Regions from separate parts of the Homo sapiens genome. Here region 2 is linked to region 1. A link is a loop called in an ENCODE intact Hi-C map of the cell type or tissue named here. Cell type or tissue: PC-9. All regions are shown on one strand. Links, peaks and the distances in the headings refer to the core of each region. The heading gives the core; the rest is flanking DNA. Region 1 overlaps SLC39A11 (solute carrier family 39 member 11). Region 2 holds the start of SSTR2 (somatostatin receptor 2).

Region 1 (2,904 bases), core at 214-2,713:
AACATGCCTAAAACCCTCTGCTTGTTTGCCACAACTGAAATAACAACAGCATCATTACTAAGATGCTCTTAGGATATTCCAGGCCTTGAGCTAAGCATATCTGCACAGATTGCCACAGTCATCAATTACAAAATGCATTCTATTGTAAGACATACCATTACTTGAGGTATCACTAAGAAAGAAAAATATGCTGTCAATTAAACAATGACCCGCCATTGCCTGTAAGATGCATCCCAATTGTAAAGATAGTAAAATATGAAAAAAAATGCTTCTTACAATCAAGGGAACATGGCAGCTCATTTAATCCTTATAACAATTCCTATGAAGTAGGTATTGGGGCTTAAAGGGGCAGGGGCTGAGTGACTAGTTCGAAGTCCTACAGTCAGCAAGTGGCAGAGCATGCATCTGATCTCAGTCGGTGGGATGCCAGAGCCTGCGCTACTGGTAACTCTGGTGCCTCTTAAACCATTTAGAAGTCAGGGATCAAACTCTTACTTAACATGTGCAAATGTTACTGTTCTATTTTGAGCTTTTAGATGACCAAAAGGTATTAGCCATGAGCACTGAGCTGGTCAGACAGGGTCAGAGAAAGGGCTCTCACTACCAAATTTCCTTCAATGGCACAGAGCAGAGAGCAATGCCAGCTCCCCTGCAAGGCAAGAGGAAAGGCACACTATGGGGAGAACTAAAGATGCAAACTGTGTGAGTTCCCTGCAGCTGCTATAACAAGTTATCACAAATGCAATGGCTTCAAACAACAGAAATTCATTCTCTCATAATTCTGAAGGCCAGAAATGCAAAATCAGTATCACTGTACTGAAATCAATGTGTCAGCAGGGCCATGCTCCCTCTGGAGGCTCTAGGGAAGAATCTGTTCCTTGCCTCCTGTCAGGGCTTCCTCCCTCCAATTCAGCCTCTATGGTCATGTTGCCTCCTCCTCTCCTGTTCAAATCCCCCTCTGCCTCCCTCTTATAAGGAGGCTTGAGATTGTATTTAGGGCCCACCCTGGAGACAATCCAGCATTACCTCCCCATCTCCACATCCTTAACTTAATCGCATCTGTAAAGGTCCTTCTTTCATATAAGGTAACATCCACAGACTCCAGAGATTAGGACCTGAGTATCTCTGATGGCCCTTATTCAGCTGACCACACAAACCAAAGGTGGAACCTGCTGCTGGGGCTTCCCAAGCCCAGACACCTAAGCAAATATACACAGGTTGTTGAAATTTGAAATGTTAGTTTGATATTTCCATTTTTCAAAACTTACAGTGGAAGAGAAACTTTACCTGCAAATATCTGGAAATGTACAGATCACCCCAGCTTGACGGGCCGGGAATCATTACAACAGAAATTGAGTTGTGTGTGCTAATGCTGCAAAGTACTCATATGACAAATGACCTTGGACCGGTCTGATTGGATGTTGGGGGCAGAGTCCTGGGTGGAGACTGATGGAGAACTAGAACCCTCACAAAGGCACTGGTGGGCAGTAGACAGAAAAGGGATGAGACTAGCACCTGTTTTAGAGAGGAGGCAGACAAGACCCCAGGCTAGGATGAGACTGGTGCCTGTTTCAGAGAGCAGGCAGACAAGACCCCGGGCTGAACACGGAGAGGGCAGAGAAAGCAATCTGAGTCTACATGAGAAAAGGGGAAGGGAACTTCACAGAGGTGTGCTGTTGTGAGTCCTGGGCAGGACAATGACTGAGCCAGGGGTGAGGTGGCCACAGAGGGCAGCATCAACCAATGCAAGGGACAAAGAAGGCCTGAGTCACCAAGATCCGGGATAATCACTATAGATTTCACAACTCTCTTACCTTGGCTGCCACTATAAAATGCCACAGGCCAGGTACGGTGGCTCATGCCTATAATCTCAGCACTTTGGGAGGCTGAAGCGGGTGGATCACCCGAGGTCAGGAGTTTGAGACCAGCCTGGCCAACATGGTGAAACCCCGTCTCTACTAAAAATACAGAAATTAGCTGGGCATGGTGGTGCATGCCTGTAATCCCAGCTACTATGGAGGCTGAGGCAGGAGAATCACTTAAACCCAGGAGGCAGAGGTTGCAGTAAGCCAAGATCGCACCACTGCCCTCCAGCCTGGGCGACAGAGCAAGACTGTGTAAAGAAAGAAAGGAAGAAAGAAAGAGAGAGAGAGAGAAAGAAAGAAAGGAAAGAAAGGAAGAAAGAAAGAAAGAAGGAAAAAAAGAAAGAAAGAAAGAAAGAAAGAAAGAAAGAAAGAAAGAAAGAAAGAAAGAAAGAAAGAAAGAAAGAAAAGAAAGAAAGAGAAAAAGCAAGCAAGCCACAGACTACAGGGCTTCCGCAACATTTATTTCTCATAGTTCTGGAGGCTAGAAGTCCGAGATCAGGGTGCCAGCATCATCAGGTTCTGACATGGCCTTGCTCCTCGGCTCCCAGAGGGCCGTCTTCTTGCCGTGTCCTCACAGGGTGAAGTAAGAAAGACAGCGAGCTCTCTGGTGTCTCTTCTTAAAAGGACACTAATCCCATATGAGGGCCCCATCCTCACGACATCATCTAAACCTAATTACCTCCCAAAGGTTCCCATCATACTGAGAGTTGGGGCTTCAACATACGAATGTGGAAGGTTTACAATTCTGGCCCTGGCAATAACCTAGGTATCCTGCCAGGTTGGCACTCCACTAGCAACTTGCTCAGTGGGTAAAATAAGTCTCATTATTTGAAGTTAAAGCGTAAGACACCTGGAGGTTTCTACTTCACCTGGTCAAGTCATTTGATCCTTAACTGTTGCTTTCAACAATCTCTCTGAGAAAAAGAGGCCACAGGCAATGGGGCAAAGATGGACTGTGGTCCTAGGGCACGATGTTATGGGCAGAGCTTTCTGGCCCATTCCCTTGGGAATATTGGAAGGAAAGGGGCCATCGGCTCAT
Region 2 (2,904 bases), core at 283-2,782, 160 kb after region 1:
TCCCAGATTGACTCCTGGAACTTAAGGCAATTGCAGCTCAATTTCCATCTCACCCTGAGCTCCAGGATGCCAAGATTTAAGCCCTATCATGACCAACGTCTCAGAGAGAGATGGAAACTCCTGATCCCCATCTCACAGTGGGTACCCCAAGATACAGCTTGGCCCAGATAGAAGAGAGAGCTGGCTGCTGCTGTACCTGGTGGTTGCTTTTCCATGTCACTCATCTATCTCTAAGGCTCACCCCACCTGCCACACAGCTTCTGGACTTTTACTTTTCCCTGGTGAATTGGAAATCAGATAATAGGATGGACAAATCAAGGCAGCTCAGCTCACAGAGAAAGCTAGTTGGGGTTTGCTTTCTGTTTTCACATCCTCTAAAACTGTACTGAGGATGGTGTGTGTGTGTGTGTGTGTGTGTGTGTGTGTGTATACCTATGTACTTGGAGGAGGGTGAGGAAGGGGAGGCTGCAGGATTGATTATGACTTATTAAACTATTGGAAAAGAGGCTGAATCATCACAGTCAAAAATAAACAGCTGCAACTCCATGCGACTCCCACTTCTTGCCTGCTCCCCTTTGCTCCCTCACAGCATGTAGGAGAGACTGTGCTGGGTCAGACCAGCAGGTGCTGACTGACGTGGCTACAGCAAGGGGACCACCTGTATGGCCGCTGCACCTCCAAGCTGTGGGACGCAGGGACAGCTGGGACCAGTCGACGTCCACTGGCCCTCTGATGGCTCCTAGGACTGAATCTTGGACTCCAGGTGCGGGTTTACACTCCCTGCGCTCATTGGGAACTGCATGGAGAAGCGCTATCCCCTGAGCCCTTTTTCTCCCTACTCTTAGCCTGGCCCTGCGCCCTGCGCCCGGGGCTGGCCCACGGTAAACACAGCTTTGCTAACTTGTTTGGCTAAGGAAATCACAGAGGTCCCGGTATAAGTCTGGGTCACCCCGGCCGCCACTCCAGCTGCCTAGAATATATGGGTGGAAGGGAATCGACTCTGTGAAATCAGAGGGAAAATAGCGCTTGTCCTTGCCATGAGTCTTGAGGAGACCGAAAACGCTTAACCTTTTACGCCCCCGCAGGCGGGTCCCCTCTCTCCCCGCTCCCCGGCTGTCTGTAAGCTCTGCCTGCGGCCACCCGCAGGCGTTTCAGCCGGTCTCACCCCTGTCCTTCTGCAGGACCCGGGAGGAGGGGTTGGGGGGGCGGAGCGAAGCCGCTGTGACGTAGCGGGAGGGGGGCGTGGGGAAATGTGCCGAGGGGCCCGGGCTGGCTGGGCCAGTCCCAGCGGCGCAGCCACCCATGCGCGCGCGCTCGCAAGACCACCAGCGCCCAGAGCCCCAGTCTGAGGCTTGGCGCCGGGGGTCTGCGGGCGAGGGGAGCTCTCTACGTGCGAGGGGCTAGCGGGAGCCGGCACAAGAGGGTCGAGGAGCCAGGAACCCCAAACGTCCGGCGCCAGGCGCTAGCCAAGCTGCTGCGCGCCCCGGCGCCCAGCTGGCTCGGGGACAGCCGCTGGGTGTCGGAGACCGGAGCTAGCGGATTGCAGCGGAAAAGCAAAGGTGAGGGGTGTGTGTGTGTGTGTGTGTGTGTGTGTGTGTGTGTGTGTGATAAGAGAGATGGAGGGAGCGAGAAGCGCACTTGGGCACCTGTGTGCATCTGCGCTGATGGTGGTGTGCCCATCCGAGTGCCTGAGCTTAGGTCCCGGTGCGTGATTCTCCGCTCTTGTGCCTTTTGGGGTGATTGTAGTAGGAATGAACGACAACGGGTACCCTTGCCTGAGTAAGGGGGCTGTGGGTAGAGTGTGCTGGAACGGACGTGTCCTCGCAGCCTCATGCCCGTGTGCGTGGCGTGTGCCCTTTAGCCCGAGATTTCAGGTAGCTGCGACGGGTGACAACTTCTCTCCCAGCCCCCTACAAAAGAGACCTGGCGCGAGGGGAGCGAGGCCGTGAGATGCCAGCTGGGGCTCCTGCGGGAGCGCACCCGGAGATCCGAGCCTGCCAGAGGCAGGCGGCGGGCGCAGAGCGGAGAAAGAGGGGCTTCTCTCCCTAGACGCTGAACGATCTAGGATCCGTCCCCGTCCCCCACCTCGGGACAGAAAGGACAGTTTGTCTAGGTTTGGAGAGAAAAAACCACTGCATAGGCCGTGCCCAAAAGCCGCTGGCCAAGTCCCCCAAGCGACTGTCTTCTGCGCCCCGATGTCTCTGTCCTCAGCGCCCCCCCCCCACACCCGGCACCCCTGCTGTGCGTTTCGATACTGGGCGTGCTGGCGCCACAATCTCCGCTCTTGCCTCGTCTTCCTGGAAATGGCACAGAGTTCTTTGGGAAACCCTTGCTCTGAGGATCAGCGAGTTGGATGGCCAGGAGGAGGACTTTCTGTGCCAGCCGGGAGCAACCGGCTCCGCGGTCCTGACACTCGCCCCTCCATTTCTCAACCCCGTAGGCCAGCACCGCCCCGGCTTTTCCCAGGCGCTCACGCGCCGCGGTGGCCCTCAGGGGCTTTTGTCACCCTGCCAGTGGGGGCTCTCGCTCTAGCCGCACAGAGACCAAGCCGGGTTCTGCAGGCCCTGAGGGAGGCGGGGGGTGGGAAGTGAATGCGGGAAACATGATGGGGAGAGGAGAAACTGAAGCTGAGTAGGATTTAGGACCTCCCCTGATGTCGGGTCGCCATCCCAACACTCATTTCTTGGGCTGGTAATCACAGCCCCTATGTAAAAGGGGGGCGGGGGGGGCAGGTGCGTGAGACCATTCTCACCCTCCTCTCTACAGAGCCTGGACATGGTTCAGAGGAAACCAACCACTAGCCATTTCCAGCATCTAACAATTCTTGGGCTGGAAAAACAAAGAATGCAGAAAACGAAACTTCCTTGTACATTTAATTTAACCACAATTCATCTAGAATTGTCT

Evidence for each region. Hi-C counts contacts between places; a loop is a spot of excess contacts. Peaks named below come from ENCODE experiments on the same cell type or tissue, not always from the same donor. Only the 100,000 strongest peaks of a DNase experiment are listed, where the experiment ranks them.
Region 2: it touches region 1 in a loop (3-fold over the local background); 7 of 110 quality-filtered maps call a loop at or near these places.

The regions. Positions count from the first base shown.
Region 1 is chr17:73,001,964-73,004,867 of GRCh38, forward strand. All of the region lies in intron 4 of SLC39A11 (solute carrier family 39 member 11), which reads right to left. Among named protein-coding and RNA genes, the nearest start is that of SLC39A11, 89 kb to the right of the region's middle. In PC-9, for the core only: a CTCF peak has its summit at 1,693; a DNase peak (open chromatin) is centred at 1,768; H3K27ac peaks cover 835 bases.
Region 2 is chr17:73,163,730-73,166,633 of GRCh38, forward strand. It overlaps SSTR2 (somatostatin receptor 2), which reads left to right and starts at 1,281. Exons shown (of 2, transcript NM_001050.3): 1 at 1,281-1,559. RefSeq lists an enhancer at 406-655 and a silencer at 1,196-1,535. In PC-9, for the core only: no CTCF peak of the experiment used is centred there; no DNase peak of the experiment used is centred there; H3K4me3 peaks cover 792 bases; H3K27me3 peaks cover 2,227 bases.